2 separate regions of the Homo sapiens genome follow, and region 1 is linked to region 2. Evidence: chromatin loops called from intact Hi-C (ENCODE). Cell type or tissue: endothelial cell of umbilical vein. All regions are shown on one strand. Links, peaks and the distances in the headings refer to the core of each region. The heading gives the core; the rest is flanking DNA.

The links. Hi-C counts contacts between places; a loop is a spot of excess contacts. Peaks named below come from ENCODE experiments on the same cell type or tissue, not always from the same donor. Only the 100,000 strongest peaks of a DNase experiment are listed, where the experiment ranks them.
Region 1: it touches region 2 in a loop (14-fold over the local background); 1 of 110 quality-filtered maps calls a loop at or near these places.

Annotation. Positions count from the first base shown.
Region 1 is chr3:58,654,497-58,665,136 of GRCh38, reverse strand. It overlaps FAM3D (FAM3 metabolism regulating signaling molecule D), which reads left to right. Exons shown (of 10, transcript NM_138805.3): 2 at 9,536-9,586. The coding sequence starts at 9,574. It overlaps LOC105377109 (a long non-coding RNA gene), which reads right to left and starts at 504. Exons shown (of 3, transcript XR_940879.3): 1 at 204-504. In endothelial cell of umbilical vein, for the core only: a CTCF peak has its summit at 5,640 (motif pointing right); a DNase peak (open chromatin) is centred at 5,646; H3K27me3 peaks cover 207 bases.
Region 2 is chr3:58,554,054-58,564,499 of GRCh38, reverse strand. It overlaps FAM107A (family with sequence similarity 107 member A), which reads left to right. Exons shown (of 4, transcript NM_001076778.3): 4 at 1-383. All of the region lies in intron 1 of LOC107984079 (a long non-coding RNA gene), which reads right to left. Among named protein-coding and RNA genes, the nearest start is that of FAM107A, 18 kb to the left of the region's middle. RefSeq lists enhancers at 1,203-2,203, 2,204-2,704, 2,705-3,205, 3,206-4,206. In endothelial cell of umbilical vein, for the core only: a CTCF peak has its summit at 3,658; a DNase peak (open chromatin) is centred at 3,579; H3K27ac peaks cover 1,662 bases.

The DNA.
Region 1 (10,640 bases), core at 1,389-9,388, 99 kb before region 2:
GCCATGGTGTGCACACCTCTTCCTGAGCTCAACTCCATCTTTACACACAGACCCTGCTGCTTCCCATAGGAATGTTGAAGCCTCCAGAACCCAGGGGCCTAACTTCCTCATTGGCACTTCCCTGCGGTGGGGGATGCTCGAAGTCATCATTTGCCAACATTTCCTGGTGCTGGGGCAGCTGCTCCCCCTTGGAGGAGACCTACCTGTCTACTACTGGCAGTCCTGGTGAGACTTCAAGTGGGCAGCCGACAAGCCTGCCTGGGGGACTGGCAGCCCCCACCCAGCCTGCAGTCCCAGAGGGCAGGTGCCCTGGAGCGGAGCAGACATTTCCTACAGTTGGTGCCAATCCCTTGCTTCTGGAGGCTCAGAGGTTTGCTCCCCCAAGGGTGTGGCCTGGGGAGACAAAGACATAGAGGTTGTGGGGAGAGCAACCCTGCCTTTGGCATTTGAATCCCAGTTCTGCCCTTTTTCCAACCATGTGACCTTAGGCAAGTTGCCTATCTTATTGGCTTGTCTGACCCTCCCTTATCTCAAAAGAATGAGGACGGTAATAAGTTCTTTGGGATTTGACAGTGTGCATTTTGAAAAAGACAATGTGTGCAAAGCATCTACCATGATGCTTGCCACGTAGTAGGTGCACAATATAGGACAGTGCTGTTGTCCAAGCTGTGCACCTTCTATGCACCAGGCAGTCTGCATGGAACTGGGCATTCAGAAATGATTAGACACTGTCTCAGGAAGTTCACAGCCTATCAGATAAATTAGTCACATCAATGATTGAGAGTAAAAGGAGTCAGGGACTGCACTGTACAAGAGATGTGAACAAGTTCTACGTAATCAGTACAAACAGCAGTCCCAAAACTGGGCAACGCATATGGAGGGTTGACTGTGTCTATAGAATGGTGCCAAGTACTGTACATGGATTAGCTGGTTTAAATACAATAACTTTGCATGGGAGGTCTTATCATCCCCATTTTGCAGTGAACTACTGAGGCCTAAGGAGGTGAGGTAACCTGCCCAAGGTGGCAAGGCTATGAACGGTAGAGAGAAGCTTTATGGCCAGGCAGTCCAGCTCCAGGATCCATGCTGTTGGCCACCACACTCCTCTCCCTCCGACATGCACACACATCGCAGAGGGAATGATCTAGGCCTGCACAGGCTGCAGAAGGGGGACCTCACAAAGGAGGCCACATTCCACAAAGTATGGAATTCCTCTGGCGAGGACAGGTGAGGGCAGCCCTGGTGGAGAAATCCCTGTGAGCAGAGGCATGGAGCTGGGAGCTGGGAGCTGGGAGTCACCCAGCAGGGCCGGGGAGAGGCTGGGAGCCAGGCACAAAACCAAGGCCTTGGACCTTTCTGCAGGTACAACTGGTTCTGTGTTGGAGGAATGTTCTGGTGAAAATGACAGGAGCAGTGTGGCTTCTGGTATGGAAGCCATCAGGAAGGAGGCTGTTGCTGAAGACACAGAGAAAAAGCCAAGAGTTGGCCCGATTCTTTAGGTCCCATGAGGACTGAAGTGTTCAAACCTCAGGAGGGAAGGGGTAGGGTGGGAGTGTAATCCGAGTCTTTCTTGCAGATGTAACTGTAGTTTGAAATGGGAAAATCATGTATCAGGTAGGACTTTTCTGGGTGCAAGTGACAGAAACCAGCTCAAACCAGCCCAACAAGTAAAGGACAGGTATTGACATACACAACAGAAAAGTCCAGAGATAATTCTGACTTCAAGAAGGCAGATCTGGGGGCTCACATGACACCCCCGGCACTCTGTGTCCATCTCTGGGAGCCTTTTCTCCATGTTGTTCTATGCTCAGACAGCCTGTGTTCATGTGGTGGCAAAGATATACATAACATCTCCAGTTCAGAGTCATCTCAACTTAGCCACTCCAGCAGAAAGGCAGCTCCTCTCTCCTGGAAAGTCCTTCAAAAGTGGTAGGAGGAGACCAGGCATGGTGGCCCAGGCCTGTAATCCCAGCACTTCAGGAGGCCAAGGCAGGTGGATCACTTGAGGTCAGGAGTTTGAGACCAGCCTGGCCAACATGTTGAAAGCTTGTCTCTACTAAAAATACAATAATTAGCTGGGCATGGGGGCGGATGCCTGTAGTCCCAGCTACTGGGGAGGCTGAGGCAGGAGAATCGCTTGAACTCGGGAGGCGGAGGTTGCAGTGAGCTGAGATCGCCACTGCACTCCAGCCTGGGCAACAGAGCAAGATTCCATTTCAAAAACAAACAAAAAGTGCTAGGAAGGCTCTGGTCTTCTTGGCTTGGGCCACCAGCCCGTGTCTGACCCCATCTCTGCAACCCAGAGATAGATCATACTCATCTGCTAAGCCAGGACCACAGAGTCACCCCTGGAGCCAGAGAAGGGAGTAACCCCCACCAACTGCCTCGGAGGGAGGGGTTGATTCCCAAAGGAAAATTAGGGTGGTCAGCAGAAGAAGGGGGAACAGATGTCCACCACCCCAACTCCAACTGCCCCTACTTTATTACACTACTGTTAGCAAAGTCACAGATGGCATACCACATAAGTCATTCTACTTATGTGACTCTGGACCAGCCACTTACTCTCTCTAAAGCTCTTTCCTCACTGGTAAATGCAGTTAAGAAAAAGAATCTGCCAATAAGATTGTTGGGAAAATTAAATGAAAAGACACAGGGCTTAATATTGGCAGAATACTAATAATACCTATTAGAATTATTATTGTGATTGTTATTAAGATTATTACTTCTTCAGTGAGATCTCCTGATCCCGTGCCTTCCTAGGCAAGACTTATCTCTTAATGGCTTCCCAAGCCACCATCGACTTTGTTGTGGAGGCCACCACGTTGGTTAATTAAAGAGGTCAAGACCCAGCTGTCTCAGACGGAAATGAATAAATTACCCACTGGGCGGGAGGTGAATCTCTTCATGCTTCATGCTTGGCCTGCTGAAGTGATTCCAATAGGCCAGCAGCAGGCCTGCAGGGGCCAGGGGGTGAACCCAGATACTCCACCCAGCCCCACCCTGATCCAGTTTGTCCTCTCTGGGGAAAACACACCCAGCTCTCAGCAAAGAGAAATTCTGGGGCACAAACTGGCCTCTGGGGCTAATGGACCTGCAGATGTCCAGTATCCTGAGATTTCCCCCATCCCCTCAGACACTGGAGGGCAGGGAAGGGGCTGAATGTCTGTCCAGATGGCTTCCTCTCTCTCCAGCTGCTCTGCTGGGACCTGGAGGAACCCATTTTCCATGTGGAGCACACCCTGTTCTTCAGCCTATTTCTGCCTCCTTGAGAAGGGGGATGGAGGGTGCGAGGAGCATCTCCAAGGGAGAGGGCAAGAAAGCCTGCTTGATTAACAACTGTTACTTGCAGAGCACTTCCTCTGTGCCAGGTGTTGGGTTTTGGGTGCATTCTTGCCTTTAATCTTCACTAAATTAGAGATCGTGATGGCCATGTGAAAGGAAGCTGAGGCCGAGAGAGGACTGTGTCCACGCTCCCATGACAGGACCTAGATGGGCACCAAAGCCCCCACTCTTAGCCACCACGTTATACAGACTCCCAATTCCCAGGCCACACGAGGCCTCTGCAAAGTCGAAGGGTGCAAATATGACTGGAGCTGCCACTTACTGAGGGTGACCTGGGTGCCAGGTACTGAGCGTGGCACCTTCAGAGGATGATCTGTCAGGTGAATGGGAGGAAAGTCTCCCTAAAACCTATCTGAGGAGAGGAGAGAGGTGGCTGACCCCTGCCAAGAAAGCAGAGCTCATGGAGCCACCCCCCGAGGAGGGTACTGGCTGGTGAGAGACATGGGGGTGGGAGAACAGAATCTTAGAAACTCACTCTTATCCCATGGGAGGCTCCCTTCTCCCTCACCTTGGCTGAGCCAAAGACAGGCAGGCTGAAGCTCAGCAAAAGGAACACCCGAGGCTCGGGTCTACCTAGAGCTAAAAGAGGCCACACCCAGGGCACAGGTGGGCAAACAACAGCCCGCAGGTCAAATGCAGCGGCCACATGTTTTTATAAATAAAGTTTTATTGGAACACAGTTACATGTATTCATTTATATATTGTCTGTGGCTGCTTTCCTCCTACAAAGGCAGAGTTGAGTAGTTGTAACAGAACATACGGCCTGCCAAGCCCAAAATATTTACTATGTGATCCTTTACAACTTGTGCTTGAGTTGGGCAAAGTGGTTAAGAATGTGTGGTCTCCTGACACATATCGCCTGGGTTTATTTCTGGGATCTTTTCTATCTTTGACTCTTGCCAGCTATGTGACTTGACCGCCGTGCCTCAGTTTCCCTTACTTCTTCATTGAGCTGTTGTAAGATTAAACAAGTTAAAATAAGTCAGAGTCTCAGGGTAGTATCTGGCATGTGGCGTTTGTTGTCTTATTCTGGGAAGTACCCTAGGAACTTGAGGAGTAAAAACCCTAAAAATCCTGCACATTTTCGTGTCTTCTTGCATTTCCCGCCATGCAGCTCTGACTGGCCCAATAATTCTACCATTGGCCAGAGCTGGAGAAAACCATTAACACCAATAAATAAAATTAAAACAGGGCATAATGGGAATAATGGGCTTCTTTCCTTCCAAAATAAATGTCACTGGAACAAATTGTTCAAACCACTAGTCTTATTGTTTATGGATTTATTCGCTGTTTATCTCCCCGTCTGTATTGGCGACATGATCAATAATTGCCCATAAATATTGGGCGTTTATAAGAAGGACCATTTAGAGGATGAAAGGGGGCCTCTGGTTACTTTGATTCCTTCACACAGGCCTGGGTCACAATTGCGGGTGTTCAGGATGGCTTTTGGGGGTGATGGGAGACTCATAGCAAGGGGCAACTGGGTCTAGGCAGGGTTGCACACCCCCTGCTTCAGGGCAGGACCCATGGCAGTGCCCTGACTCACGTGCATGCATGCCTACATGTGTGCCTGTGTGTCTGTTAATATGCCAGCCACTTCCAGTCTCTGAGTGTCTCTGTTTCTTTTTCATTCTCTTTGTCTCTCTACCTCAGTCTTGTCTCTTTCTTTTGAAGTCTGTCTCCCTCAGCCCTGTCACTATCTCTGTAGAGTTTCCATCTCCCGCACTCATGCACACAGAATTCACCCCCTGCTATGAAGCCTTGCCCAAGCAGCATTGCTGGTAGAGACAAGTGGAGCAGAAAGGAGCCTGAAGAGGAAGAACTGATGGAACCCCTCTGCCTCTGGTGACCACACTCTGTCTGCAGAATTTCCCGGGATAATGAGGAAAAGAGCTGGACTTGGATTTCCAGAAGAGACTAGTTAGGTCCTAGAGTCTGAGCATGTCTTCTGGGCAGACTTCTACTTCGGAGAAAAATGTTAGTAATGAGGTGAAAAAAAAAGAAGTCATTTAGATGGAGGGAGCAGCTCCTAGCTTTTTACCTCCCAGTTTCCTTTCCCAAACGGAAACCCACTTCCTTCCTTCCAACAACATTTACTGCACACCTACTGTGTGCCTCGGTGCTAGCATCCGGCCGCGGACGAAGAAAGCCTTTGAGAGCCACTCCCTGGAGGGGAAGCTGGCCTGAAAATCAGGGCTGACTGTGAAGGCTGACAAGGTGCTTTCACGGAGAGATTCACAGAATGCCGGGCCAGGAGCCAGGATTTAAGCAGGGAAAATAGTCACTTCTTTCTCCACCAGGGTGCACTGCTCCACCTTCTCAGCCTGGAGAGACAGCATCTCTTTCTCTGTCCATCTTGGCTCTGGGACAGGTCATGGTTGAGATTAAAGGCCCTGTGTACAGAAGGCCGCAGGCAACAGGAAGTGCTGACATCCCGGCTCCTGTAGGGCCTTTAAGAAATGTCACAGACCGGCAGGCAGAAAGGAGCTGTGATGGCATTTTGGGTCTGCAGAAAGAGCAAACATCCGTATAGGAATCGTGCCCTGGAGGTGCACTAGCGAGAGGCAGCAGAGTGAAGGGGGCCTGTCAACAGGGAAGAGATGAGTGGACCCTGCCAGGACGGCGGACCCCTTCCAGACAGGTGGCCTCACTGCCCAACATCCCTTCCAGGACAGGTAGATAGCATCACCTTCTTTTCACAAAGGAAGAAATCAAAGCCTGGAGAGATGTGCGGAAAAACACACAACTAGTAAGTGGCAAACCCAGGTCTGTCTGATCCACAAATTCGTTCTCTTCTCCCAGTATCACAGGTTTTCGCTGCCTGATGCTTTTAAGACCAAGATCACATGCATTGCCCCAGCTGCTCTGCCCCTGTATTTGCATCTGCTGGCAGGACACGTCTACCACAGGAGGGATGCACCGTAGTGGTTGAGGATGGGACCTCAGTAGCCCCAGACTTATCACATCTAGCTTAGCATCTCCAGGGAGAAGAGAGCCTCTCTCTCCCCAGTTTCCCATACATCAATTGCAGGGAAAAGTCTGGTTGGCCTTGCTTGGGTCACATGCTCACTCCTGAACCAATCACAGGGAAATTGCAAAGCTCTGATTGGCCAGACCCTTATGACAGGGCGGGTGCCATGATGGATGTGCTCCCATCCAGGACCACAGGTAGGTGTTGAACCTTGACTCAGAGAGTCAGGGAAGGCTTCCCAGAAGTGATTTCTCCAATGAGACCTGAAGGATTCCAGACAAAGGAGTATTCCAGACAAAGAAATAGGAGAACCGTATTCAGACAGAGGGACTCGCAAGTGCAAAGGCCCGGGGCTGCTCCAGAACTTGTCTTGCTCACAGCCCTATCTCCCCCAATCTTCCCAGGGATGCTCAGGGAATGCTTTGGAAATGAGCTCCACAACTGACTGTGTGGCCCTAGACAAGTGACTTGCCCTTTCTGAACTTCAACTTTCTTCTCTATCTGGTGGTTTAATCATTCTAACCTTCCAGGACGATGCAAGAATTCAATTCATTCAGTTTCCAAATATTCATCCAGCACTTCCTCAATGCCCCGCATCCTAGGCCTGCCATTGAAAAGAGAGGCTTGGGGCTTACACACACGGCTGACCTGCAGTCAGAAATGAGAAGGGAGCTATGGGGAAGGGCAGTTCAGAGGAAGAGGTCCAAGGACAGTGAGGACAGACAATGGGAGGAACGGGGTGGCTTGCAGTGATTCATGCCTTCACCAACCCCACCTTGTCCCCAGACCTGCCCCCTCCCTTTCCACTGCCACTTGCACATACACCACCCCTAAGCGGACTTAGCCATGCTAGGCTGGCTAGGTAAGCATCCAGGGCAATAGAACTTTTCTCCTCGTTCCTTTGCCGGGCAACTTTGTAACCTGAATAACAGGTTGGGACAATCTCCAACAGGAAGGAGAAAACACACTCTTTTGGGTTTGGGTGGCTACAGAGGGATTCTTGCTCCACCCTGTGTACCTGCTCCGAGTGTCTTTCCCCCTCCCCACCCCAGCAGGCCAGTCCTGGGCCCCAGCTCCAGAGCACTCACGGGCTGCCAGGGTGAGCAGGCTAGAAACTCACGACACCAGGTAGCTCTGCAGGTGCTGGGAGGGCAACTCAGCCCAGAGGAAGAGCAGGCTGGGGAGCCCTCACCGCCCAATGGGGACTGACCCCTGGCCCCTGCCCCTCTCCACCCCACTGCCCTGAAGCCAGATTTCCTGCTCAGCATGGACAGGACAGCAAGAGGCTAACCCTCTGCCCAGGTGTGTGTCCCCTACCCTCTGTCTCTGTCCCTATCTCTCTTGTCTGTCTCTGAGTGTTTCTCTTTGAATCTGTGTGTGCGCATATTAAAAGTACTTGTTGTGTCTCCCTCTTCTCATTCTCTCTCTCTCTCTCTCTCTTCCCCACCACCCCGCCCCTTCTCTCCGTCTCCCCCTTCAACTCTGTCCCAGACTGGAGTGTCTCTGTACACACCCTCTGTGAATATTCATGTCTGTCTGTCCATCCAACCCCATCTCTCTGACCCTGTCCCTGTCCTTCCATCCTGTCCGGCCACCGACTCTCCTGGCTCCTCTAACATGGGGTTCCTCCGAGTGTCTTTTGAGTCTCATCCAAGAACCTAGGTTCCTGGACTGTAGGTCGCATCCAAAGCGTAGTCGTGATCATAATATATTTTTTATCTGGAAAAAAGAAGCTGGTAATCTGAATTTCAGGAAGTTAAAGTTCCACAATTTTTCTGTGGGTAGAGCCAGGTGACAGCTTGGTTTTCTAATCTGGAAGGCCCTAGAGGAGTAGGATCAGGGTGGTGGGAGGACTGTTACAATTCACAAGAGGAGGTGTGGTTTTGCAGTTGCTGCTGCTGTTGCTGTTATTGTTGCTTAAACATTAAGGACTGGTTCAGCCCGAGCACCTCTCAATGTACATATGGAGGGCCAAGGAGGCGAATAGACTTGCTCAAGGTTGAAGAGGGTGTTGGGGGCTGTGCCAGGCATGAGCCCAGTCTCCTGTCTCAGGTCTGAGCCTTTGGCAGTTGAACTTTGGAGACCATGTCTGTTGAGATGGATTTTTAGGATAAAGACTCTGGGGTGGGCAGGGGACAGGAAGAGTTGTGGGAGAGGTCATCACAGTCAGAGAAGGTTACCTGCTGCCTTGGAGCTGGTGTGGGAAGTCTGGGACCAAAGACCTCCTGTCCTCTAAGTCTCCACAGACCTTCTGGGGGTTTCAAAGCTGCAAATCACTGGTAACTGCCCAGCACCTGGGGGGTGACACAGGGGGAGGTGAAGAGAAAGATGACCCTGCCCTGCTCAGAACTGAATAAGGGAGAAAACTTTGGTTTCAACCCTCCTCTGAGATAAAAATTCTTGGCAGTGAGACCGCAGTAGGACAGATGAAGAGGGGTTTCAGGGAGTGTTCAGCAGCCAGAAACCTGCATCCAAATTCTGGCTCTCACCCTTGCAAGCTGAATAACCCTGAACTTAGCCATGGTGGGTCTTGCTTACTCATCCCTAACATGGGGGTTGTGAGGATTAAAGAGATAATGCATAGATGGCACCTGGCACAAAGTCACCTGCAATACGTGAGTTGTGATTACTCTTTATCTTGGTACAATAAACAAAGATCGATTGGGCTTCTGCTCCCTGATGGTTTCACTGCAGCTAGCTAGCTCAACCTCCCTGGCTGGCTGGTAGGAAGGAAGGAAGGAAGGGAAGGAGGGCTAAATAGACAGCTGAAAGGATGGATGGACAGGTAGATAGAGGATAGACAGATGGATGGAAAAGTGAACAGATAGAGGATGGATGGATGGAAGGATGGATTAATCAACTGATGGGTTGATGAATGGATGGGTGAAGAGATGGATGAACAAATGGATAGATGGATAAGTGAATAAATCAAATCTCCCAAAAGACAGTGGCTTACCAGACTACACCTTCCTCTACTTTCTAATCTCTGCACTTCAAAAAAACATGGAGAATTGAATATAAAACTCCAGGGGCAAGAGTGAAGGAGACATGGAGGCAGACAGGAAAGGAGGAAAATTGCCCTCTTGTTCATATGGCAGGTGGTGAGGAACCCAACTGAAAGAATTATGATCTCCACAGTTAGAGGTCCCTTTCCCTCATCTTCAGGCTTGATCACTTGCAGACCTGATGCCAGTTTCCGACTGGATTTTCTTCTCTCCATAGGTGGAAGCTGACCCCAAGCCACCCTTCACCTGGACAGGATGAGAGTGTCAGGTAGGCTCTGAAATTGGTTTTGGAGTCATTTTTCTGTCAGCTGTGTCCACCCATCCTGGGCTCACAGTGATTTGGCTGTATCTGTTCTCAAATGGTCAGGCCCGAATTCCAGGAGGAAAGCAATCCAGGGGAGGCTGGAAGAGTAGAAGAGGCGACTTCCTGTCTCTAGGCTGAAAGGCATGAGGAACTTTTGCACAGAGGCCCCACATGGCTGGGATCATTGAGACTGCCCATCTTGGAAACACTTGGCCTGGTTGGAAATTAGAGACAAAAATATTTACCTCGAGGAGGGCTATTCTAGAATTTTTATACCATAAAAATTCTAGAGGGAGGCAAAGGCCTTCTAGTCCACACCCTCATACTGTATCCCCCTTTGTACAGATAGGGAAACTGAGGCAGCAGACACGAAATGCACCTGCCTCATTTACATTCTAGAACAGCTGTAAGGAGTCAGGGGCACAGGGTTTTGAAGTCGGCTTACTTCTCTGGGTGTAAACCCCACTTTTGACACTTACTAGCCAAGTGACAGTGGGGAAGTGACCGCCTCTCAGTTTCCTCATATGTAAAATGGGAATAATCAATGTATCCAGCACATAGGGTTACTCAGAGAATGAACTGAGATAATGTATTCAAAAGTTGCTCACATGGTGCCTGGCACAAAATTGAGTGCTGGGTGAACATGAGCTGATACCCAAGAGGAATTCTGGGTGCCTAGATCCGTGCTGTGCCATTGAAGACCAGGGATCCCCACAGACCTGCATCCCACCCCACAGGACCCGGCGGGCCTTCTCCCCAGCCTGAGTAGTCAGAGACTAGTTCAAGGCTCTAGAGCTGAATTCGGGGCTGGGGAGCAGGGGAGATGCCAACAGGGAGGTCAGAGGGAGGGGTGCCACAGCTGGGCCTGTGCCTCAAGAGTCAGAGCAGAATGGGTGGGTCTGATTCAGAAGGTAGCAGGGATGTGAAATGGAGCCTGCTTTCCGGTCCCTGTAAAGAAAGGGAACTCCAGGTGGCTCGTCCCCATGTGTGGGGTTGTTCCCCAATCACATGGGGAATC
Region 2 (10,446 bases), core at 5-8,004:
AGGGGTCGTCCCAACTCTGTATCTCCAGCCACTCCAACTGTGGAGGCTGTAAATCCAGATTTTCACTGTTCCAGTCTCCTTTGCAGCTTAGGATGGCTATGTGATCAGGTGTGGCCAATGAAATTGAAGAGGAAGTCTACCTGGGCTTCTGGGAAAGCTTTTCCAATAAAAGACACAGGCATGGCTAACACCTCCCTGGGCCTCTTCTTCCTACCTTGATTGAGGGTGTGATGCCTGGAGCCACAGCAGCCACTTTGCTACCATGACAAAAAGGCCAAGAGAATCACAGAGTCATTGACCCTATCATTATTTCACCAAGCCAATACCAGCCGCCATCCTTCTCCAGAATTCTTGTAAATAAAATAAATCCCTCTTTGTTTAAACCATTGTTGGTCAGTCTCTGTTACTTGCAACCAAAATCATCCCTAACTGACACAGAAGGCCAGTCCCTGCCTGTCCAAAATTACCTGCAGGCTGTGCTAAAAATCCAGATTCAACTTTCCCATCAGAAGCCTATTGGATCAGGATCCCCAGCTGCAATGCCTGGGATCTGTTTTTCTGCACCTTCCCCATATAGCCTACCTAGCATGAGTCTGAAAACTGGTACTTGGACATGACTAAAGCACACATCATTCAACAAATATTTATCGAGTTCCTGCTCCATGCCAGGATGCATGCCATAGGCTGGGACACAGTAGAGAACAAAGGTGCAGTGCCTCCCCCTCATCTGATGACTGCAGTGGTCTCCTCCCAACTGGTCTCCCCTACTGGCCTTGTCCCTACACCCTGTTCTCAACAGAGGAGCCAAAATGATCTTCCTCCAGTCTAAGGCAGAACTTGCGACTCTGCACAGAGCCCTCCCTGGGCTCCCAGTGGAGTCTCTCCTGCATTCCAGGTGGTCCTGCGAGTCCAGCTCCCTCTTAGCCTCCGACCTCCTTCCTGCACTCTCCCACTTGCTCACACAGTCCCAGTTGTGCTGGCCTCCTACCCTCTCCAGGCATGCCCCATCTCCATGCCTTTCCACCTGCTCTTCCCCAGCCAGGAGTATCCTTCCCTCCAAGAGCCTCGCGGCCCACTCCCTTGCTTTCTTCAGGTCTTTTATCACACTTCTTCTAAATGAGGTCCCCTTTAGCCACCCCATCTAAAATCTCAACTTCTGCAGTCTTCCTCTGCCTGCCTTGCCTTCTTTTTCCCCCTTACTGTTTATCACCATTGAACATATTCTATATTTTACTGATTTGTCTCGTGTGTCCCTCCTAATGATAATGTCAGCTCCATGAGGGCAAAGATTCTTGTCTATCTTGTTTACTCTGAATCCCTAGTGCACAAGGCCTAGAGAAGATGCTCAGGAAGTGTTTGTCGAATGAAAGAATGAGAAACCCCTTCTCCCTCTGCAATACACCTAGCCTTCTCCCAGGTCCAGCCCATAGCAACCAGAGAAGGCCCTACCTGCCTCCTTCCTCCACGGTTTCCACCCTGACCCACAGATATCCATTTGCTGGGAAGCCCTCATCTGCCCACTTGGGCATTCATCAATATACCTGGGCCTCACTGGCATCATGCTGGCAGGACCCGCATCAGAGCCGCATGGCTCCTGCACACCACAGGAGTGTCTAGAGAGTCAGATCATCCCTGAAGGCTGATGATGAGGCCATCACTCAAGCCTGGAGACCATGGAGAAGCAAAAGGCTGCTGCAGCAGCTCTGACTTCAGACCTCTCCCTAAACAGGGAGCCAAGACAGCAACCCCCGTTCTTGCGGGGGCCACACTCTCTCGGGTCCTGGTTTGGGTTTGCAGAATGCCCCTGTCAATGGCAAACCAGCACTAAACACAAAACCTGGGAGAGAGGGCTGACCTTAGGATGTGAAGGGACCCTCCAACCCTGGTCCTGCAGCGTGTGTGTCACAAGAGTCCTCACACCACAGGAGATTTGGCAGGGCAGCCTCACCACACTTGAGATTATACTGACTCCAAACCCTGTGAGGGTGGGACCCTGTCTGATTCTGCTCACCTTTATCCAGGGCCCTGAAAATAGTTAGGCACCCCGGAAAGTTGTGAATGGATGTCAGTAATGATCACTTTCACTCATATCTGTGTGAAGAGACCACCAAACAGGCTTTGTGTGAGCAACAAGGCTATTTATGTCACCTGGGTGCAGGCGGGCTGAGTCCGAAAAGAGAGTCAGCAAAGGGAGATGGGGTGAGGCCATTTTATAAGATTTGGGTAGGTAAAGGAAAATTACAGTCAAAGGAGGGTTGTTCTCTGGCAGGCAGGGGTGGGGGGTCACAAGGTACTCAGCGGAGGAGCTTTTGAGCCAGGATGAGCCAGGAGAAGGAATTTCACAAGGTAAAGTCATCAGTTAAGGGAGGAACAGGCCATTTTCACTTCTTTTGTCATTCCTTAGAGGCCATCTGGATGTATACGTGCAGGTCACAGGGGATACGATGGCTTAGCTTGGGCTCAGAGGTCTGACAGTCACTGCATTTATAGGGGGCCAGCAATGTCAGCACCCATGACAATCAGATGTCTTCCTCCCCACTCTGCAGATGAAGACACCTGGGCTCAGGTAAGTGAAGGGCCTTGCCAGAAGACATAAGGCAATGCCCCAGGAGAGATGTGATTCTCACCCAGAGTGACCTGTCTGCAGAGTCTGCATTCTTTCCACTACAGCCAGGCCTTGCTCCTGGAAAGTGCTCCTAGGAGGCCCCTGCACCAGCCTGACCATGCTCCATGGGATTCAGGGACCTACTTTATCTGCCATTTGTCTGTCTGAACTTGAAATACTTAACCTCTGCACTATAAAAACAGACTCGGCCGAGCGCAGTGGCTCACGCCTGTAATCCCAGCACTTTGGGAGGCTGGGGCGGGTGGATCACCTGAGGTCAGGAGTTCGAGACCAGCCTGGCCAATGTGGTGAAACCTCGTCTCTACTAAAAATACAAAAATTAGCCAGGCATGTGGCACACACCTGTAATCTCAGCTACCCAGGAGGCTGAGGCAGGAGAATCTCTGGAACCCGGGAGGCAGAGGCTGCAGTGAGCCAAGATCTTGCCACTGCACTCCAGCCTGGGCAACAGAGCGAGACTCCATCTCAAAAAAAAAAAGGACTCAGGTCAATGCAGACCTACCTTAGTTCTGGGGTGAGGAATGTCCACTTGCTGCTAAACTCCATCCCCAGATGCCCCAGACGCCTCCACCCACAAATTCAACCAGGATCAGGATCGACTGGGCACGGTGGCTCACACCTGTAATCCCAGCACGTTGGGAGGCCGAGGTGGGCGATCACTTGAGGCCAAGAGTTCAAGACCAGCCCGACCAACATGAAAAAGCCCTGTCTTTACTAAAAATACAAAAATTAGCTGGGCGTGGTGGCACGTGCCTGTAGTCCCAGCTACTTGGTGGCTGAGGCAAGAGAATCGCTTGAGTCCGGGAGGTGGAGGTTGCAGAGATCATACCACTGCATTCCACACTGTGTGAGAGAGACTCCTTCTCCAAAAAAAAAAAAGTCAGAATCTACCATTGTGATGGGATTCCTTGCATTCTTTGCATTCCCATTGCTGAGCAGTAACGTAAACAATTTGATTTTTCAGTGCCTCCAAAGACCCACTAAACCAGTAACCACCTCACTCCTGCTAGTTTCTTGCCTTACAGTGCCCCCACCTGCCAGACTTCAGAAGAACAGAACTAATTGCCTTAATCTCCTTCTGTCTGGATGTCCTAGTCAGCTCAGGCTGCCGTAACAGAACATAGACTGGGTGGCTTAAACAACAGAAATCTATTTTCATTTTCTTTTTCTTTTTCTTTTTTTTTTTTTTTTTTTTTTTGAGACAGTCTTGCTCTGTCGCCCAGGCTGGAGTGCAGTGGCACAATCTCAGCTCATTGCAACCTCCACCTCCCAGGTTCAAGCAATTCTCCTGCCTCAGCCTCCCAAGTAGCTGGGATTACAGGTGCCTGCCACCATGCCCAGCTAATTTTTGTATTTTTAGTATAGATGGGATTTCACCATGTTGCCCAGGCTGGTGTCGAACTCCTGACTTCAGGTGATCCACCTGCTTTGGCCTCCTCAGGTGCTAGAATGACAGGCGTGAGTCACCGTGCCCAGCCAGAAATGTATTTTCTCACAGTTCTGGAGGCTTAGAAGTCTAAGATCAAGGTGCCCTCATGGTTGTTTTCTGGTGAGGGCTGTCTTTCTGGCTTGCAGATGGTCACCTTCTCACTGTGTCCTCACACTGGGCGAGAGGGAGAAGAGAAAGCAAGCTCTCTGGTGTCTTTTTTATAAGGACACTAATCTCATCATGAAGGCCCCATCCTCATGACCTCAACTAACCCTGATTACCTCCAAAGGCCCCATCTCCAAATACCATGCCACTGGGGATGAGGGTTTGACATATGAATAAGGGGGAGACAAATCTTCAGTCCACAGCAAGGAGATGTTTTGAGTTGATTTTTGGCTGACACTCATCCAGAGAGGAGGACATGGGGCTGGGCTTGTTTTCCAAAGCTAGCCCTTTCATTACATGTACTCGTCTACTTCCTAGAAAGGACCTTATAGAGAGATGAGCAGGACTGCCCAATGAGGAACACCAGTCATGTTCCCAGGTTGCCTGGCAATAGCTAAGTGAGCCAGGGCTCCCTCCTCCAAGGAAGGGTTTCCCATGGGATCAGGGCACCTAAGCTCAACCTTCCCATTGTCCAAGATAAAACGCTCACTCCTCCTGCAAAGCCAACCTCAGGCATGCCCCGTAGAGGGAGAGAGCTGTGGGGGCACAGGCAGACTGGCATATCCAGGGATGCTGAAAACACTCCCCTCAACACAAACACCAGCCAGCCCTCTGCCCCCAAGTCAGTCACTTGTGTTCGTCTTAATCATTAAGCCACAGCCTGGGGCAACTGTAAATTATGAGTGTTGGTTCGGGGTTCTTGATTTTTTTTTTTTTTTTTTTTTTTTTTTGAGACAAGTTCTCACTCTGCTGCCTAGGCTGGAGATCAGTGGAACGATCATGACTCACTGTAACCTCCAACTCCTAGGCTCAACCAATCCTCCTGCCTCAGCCTCCCAAGTAGCTGGAACTACAGGTGCACACCACCACATCCAGCTAACTTTTTTTCTTTTTTCTTTTTTTTTAGAGATAGGAGTCTTGTGATGTTGCCTAGGCTGGTCTCAAACTCCTGGGCACAAGCGATCCTCCCACCTTAGCCTCCCCAAAGTGCTGGGATTACAGGCGAGAGCCACCATGCCAGCCTGATTAAAGGGTGATCACAGAGTAAAAGAAGGGCTTTGTAATGGGAAGATGGGAAACAGAAAATTATTTCAGAATTCCAGTTTGTTTTGGTTTTTGTTTTGTTTTTTTGTGACAAAGTCTCACTCTGTTGCCCAGGCTAGAATGCAGCTGCAACCTCCACCTCCCAAGTTCAAGCAATTCTCGTGCCTCAGCCTGCCGAGTAGTTGGGATTACAGGCATGTGCCACCATGCCCAGCTAATTTTTGTATTTTTAGTAGAGATGGGGTTTTGCCATGTTGGCCAGGTTGGTCTCGAACTCCTGACCTCAAGTGATTCGCCCACCTCGGCCTCCCAAAGTGCTGGGATTACAGGCGCGAGCCACTGTGCCTGGTCCAGAACCCCAATTTGAAGAGAATTAGCATGACTGAGTAAAACAAAGAAGGCCTGAGCCTCCCAGAAGGCAAGGCAGAAAAGGAAATCCAATCTTTATCTATAAACATAGAAGGAGTCATAGAAAGCAGAACAATTCAGTGATTTTCAAATTTTGCTTCATGGGGGAAGTGAGGAGTGACACCAAGCCATTTATAATCTCCTTGCCCTCATCACCACTTTTCTCAACTTTAATTAGAGCAGCTCAATGTTTGTTTCCATGTATTTCCATTTAAACACAGATCCCATGGCCAAAAAAAGACAAAAACCAGGCTGGACACACTGGCTCATGCCTGTAATCCCAACACTTTGGGAGGCCGAGGCAGGCAGATCATGAGGTCAGGAGATCAAGACCATCCTGGCCAACATGGTGAAACCCTGTCTCTACTAAAATGCGAAAAACTAGCGGGCGCGGTGGCAGGCGCCTGTAGTCCCAGCTACTCAGGAGGCTGAGGCAGGGGAATCGCTTGAACGCGGGAGGCAGAGCTTGCAGTGAGCCAAGATCATGCCACTACACCCCAGCCTGGTGACAGAGCGAGACTCCGTCTCAAAAAAAAAAAAAAAAAAAAAAAAAAGACAAAAACCAGAAAAATTCCAAAACCTAGCTTCAAATCCTGTCTCGACCATCCACTAGCAACAATTTTAGGAAAAACTGCACTTCAGTTTCCTAAACTGTAAAACAGATGTCAAAGTACTTACTCCACAGGGTCTTCCGAATTAAATGAGAGTTTGTTTGTAAAGCAATGAGGCCTAGGCCTGGAATATAGTAAGAACTCAACCTATAGTGGCTGTCAAAGGATATGTCCCCCCAAAGTATCCTCTTTGACGTAAAATTATTTTTGAGTTGAAGGCAATTAAGAAGCAGCAAACACAGGAAAACTCCCTCCACCCTCCCCCTTATCTGCCTAGAGGCAGGATATAAATTCACCTTTACTGGAGACAACTCTAGACTCCTAAGAGCTCAGAGATGGCACCAGAGGAATCTGCAAGGAAACCTCACTCCAGTGGTTTCCTCCCATATATTTACCTTCCTGAGCTTCCAGCTGTTGGAAGCCTAAAACTGCTTACCTTTGTCCTGTCATTTCTCCACAGATTTATTGTTCTTTGTTGAAGAGGTTACATAAGCCAGAGTTCTAAGCTACTGCTTTGAGTTACTTTTCACTGAAGTTGCGGCCACGTGATATGCATTGCACGCGTCACTAAACTGTTTTTCTCGTCAATCTGTCTTGTTACAGGGGTCCGTCCCAACTAAGAACTCATGAGGATTGAGGAAAAATTCTTTTCCTAGCTGTAGCAAAAATTATTTTGCTCCACTGTTATTAGCAATCATGCAGGCTTGCCAGAAAAGAAAAACTTCTTTTTAACATAAAATGCCAAGAGGAATCAGAGCTCAAATCTGCCCGAGAAAGGACATTAATTACATAATGTTCTGTTTTCAAAACAGCATTTTTATGGGAAAGGCAGGAACATTCTTCCTGTGATTCTATATTGCTAAAATCCCAGGTGAACTGCTCAGCTCTGGTCCTGCTGGGGCAGTGGGGTGGGGAGACAAGAGCTAATTCTATGGCCCAGACCTGGATTCAAGCCCCAGCTCTGCCACTTATTTGTCACAAGCCTGGGCAACTTGCTGAACCTCATTTTCCATTTTAAACATCTGTGACAAGGGTAATGAGAGCGCACTCATTGAACATCTAGTGCCTGTGCCAGGAACTGTGCTCAGCACTTTATATGAATTCTCTCATTTAATCCCCAAGACTGTCATTACCCCCATTTTATCTGAACCCACATCTGTCTGGCTTTATTATCCTGGCAGCACTCGCTGGTGGAGGCTGCAGGAGGATGTTTTGCAAAGCACCCACATTCAAGCTTTCCCATCTGTCACCAGAAATATTCTGCAAGCATGCTGAGGCCAAACAGCCTTCCCCCTTCCTCCTTCCCTGCCGGCAGGCAGCCCCGCCTTTACCAATCTGGCAGAGTAGGCCCCTGGGACAAGAATCCCAGCCCCATCTCACTCACGGCTCTTAGAAAAGACAGTGGCTGGCCAGGCGTGGTGGCTCACACCTATAATCCCAGCACTTTGGGAGGCCAAGCAGGTGGATCGCCTGAGGTCAGAAGCTCGAGACCAGCCTGTCTAACATAGTGAAACGCCATCTCTACTAAAAACACAAAAATTAGCCAGGCATGGTGATGGGTGTCTGAAATCCCAGCTACTCAGGAGGCTGAAGCAGGAGAATTGCTTGAACCCAAGAGGCGGAGGTTGCAGTGAGCTGAGATCGTGCCACTGCACTCCAGCCTGGGTGACAGAGCAAGACTCCATCTCAAAAAAAAAAAAAAAGAAGAAGAAAGAAAAAGAAAAAAAGAAAAGACAGTGGCCAAATGGGGCACAGAAGTCCACATCTCTGCCCTTAGCTCAGGAAACTGGGGGAAGGAGAGAGATATGTGTTGAGGATGGTTATGTGTCCAGCAGTTTCTGGGACATTTACACCAGTGCCTAGTGCAGGGCTGGACACATTTCAAGGATGGCACTTCCTTCTCCCTCCCTCGCTCTCTCTTTTATGGATATCTTGACAAAGTGACACAGCACGATTATTAACAGCTTAGGCTACAAATTCGCGCAGACTTTAGATTCTTGGGAAAGGTAGGGGATCCAGCTCTGGCACCCCCACAGCTGGTGACCCGGGACAAGTGACTTAACATCTCTGAGTTCCTCATCTGTCAAATGGTAGTTCCAAGAGTACCAGCCTCAAAGATTGTTAGAGGACTTAGTTAACAAGCATAAAGTACTTGGCAAGCACCAAGCACAGGGCCAGCACTCAGGGAAAGTTCATTATCATCCTCTTCCTGTCCCTGGTAGCTCCATTCCCTCATGTCTCTTGCTGACCAGACCCTTCCAGGTCCTGTGTCCACTCACTTACTTTTCTCAGTCCCTAAACTTGTCTGACATCCATCCCTCCCCAATGGCTGGCCCACCTCAAGACCCCCTGCCCTTCTCCCAGCCCTTATTTTTTGGGGGGAGGTATCACCTCACACCTTCTGACACCAGCTCCGAGTGCCCCCATATTATCTAACCTTTTCACTGTTATTTTAAAACAACTCCTGGGAATTTCTCTTCTGCTTGAGTCTGCTAACCCCAAACCCCAAAAAGCCAAGGGCATGGGTGTAGCATGGCTTCCCCTATCTGGTTCTCCTCTCCAGAGAAGACTCTGCCTCTAAGCCCCCTTGTCCTTAGGCAGAGTCCTGTGACTCGTTCTGGTCAATGAAATAGGAGCAGGAGTGTGATGAGGGTCACTTCTGGGCTGAGGCAGTGAGAAGACCCAGGGATCCTCAGGTCTCCCTCTTCCCCTTGGTGGCAAGTGCAGAGGCTGAGCATTAAGATGGAGAAGCATAAAGTCAAGCAGGCTGGCTCACTAACTCACCACACAGAGGACAGCTGTCCTGATGCTTATTATGCCAGCAGTGGACTTGGCATGAGGGAGGAAAAAACTTGTGTTTAGCCACTCAGATTTGGGAGTGCTGTATTACTGCAGCACAGTCTAGCTCATTCTGCCTAACGAAGTAACACAAGCTAAAGTCCCAAAAGCCTAAGGAATTTCTATATTGGAGTACATAGCTAGAAAAAAAAATGGGTAACATTGGATACGATGTTTTAAACAAGTAAATAAATGGAATAAATGCTAATTTAACTCAAAATATGTGATTTATTCCAAGAAAATTAATAAAACACGAATAGGAATAAAAGACACTACAGGGAAAGAATGAAAGACAAATGTGCTTTTCTGCGTGAGGAAGATGAACCGACATTGTCAAGTCTGTCTGTTAATCTAGGGAGATTTTAATCTTTATTAGATTTTAAGGCCAGGTATGGTGGCTCATGCCTGTAATCCCAGAACTTTGGGAGGCCGAGGTGGGTGGATCACCTGAGGTCGGGAGTTAGAGACCAGCCTGGCCAACATGGTGAAATCCCGTCTCTACTAAAAATACAAAAATTAGCTGGGTGTGGTGGTGAGCACCTGTAATCCCAGCTACTTGGGAGGCTGAGGCAGGAGAATTACTTTAACCCAGGAGGCGGAGGTTGCAGTGAGCCAAAATCATGCCACTGCACTCCAGCCTGGGTGACAGAGAAAGACCTCGTCTCAGAAAAAAAAAAAGAAAAAGAGAGAGAAGCTAAATGTTAATAGCCAAGACAATGGGGAAACTGTCTTCAGGGCATGTCCAAGACCATCACAGCAGCCCCTCCCATCACAGGCCCAGAAGCCTAGGAGGGAAAAATGGTTTCATGGATCATGCCCAGAGCCCTACTGCTCTGTGTAGGCTCAGGATATGGTGTCCCAGCTGCTCCAGCTCCAGCCACAGCTAAAGGGGGCCAAGGTACAGCTTGGGTCATCACTTCAGAGGAAGCAAGCCCCAGGCCTTGGCAACTTCCATATGGTGTTGGGCCTGTAGGTGTGCAGAAGGTGAGAATTGAGCTTTGGGAACCTCCACCTAGATTTCAGAGGATGTATGGAAACAAATGGATGTCCACGCAGAAGTCTGCTGCAGGGGCAGAGCCCTCATGGAAAACCTCTACTAGGGCAGGCAGAGAGAAAATGTGGGGTTGGAGCCCCTACACAGAGTCCCCACTGGAGCACTGCCTAGTGAAGCTGTAAAAAGGGGGCCACCATACTCCAAACCCCAGAATGGTAGATCCACCAACAGCTGCACCATCCACTTGGAAAAACCACAGACACTCAATGCCAGCCCATGAAAGCACCCGCAGGGGCTGTACCCTGCAGAGCCACAGGGGCGGGACTGCCCA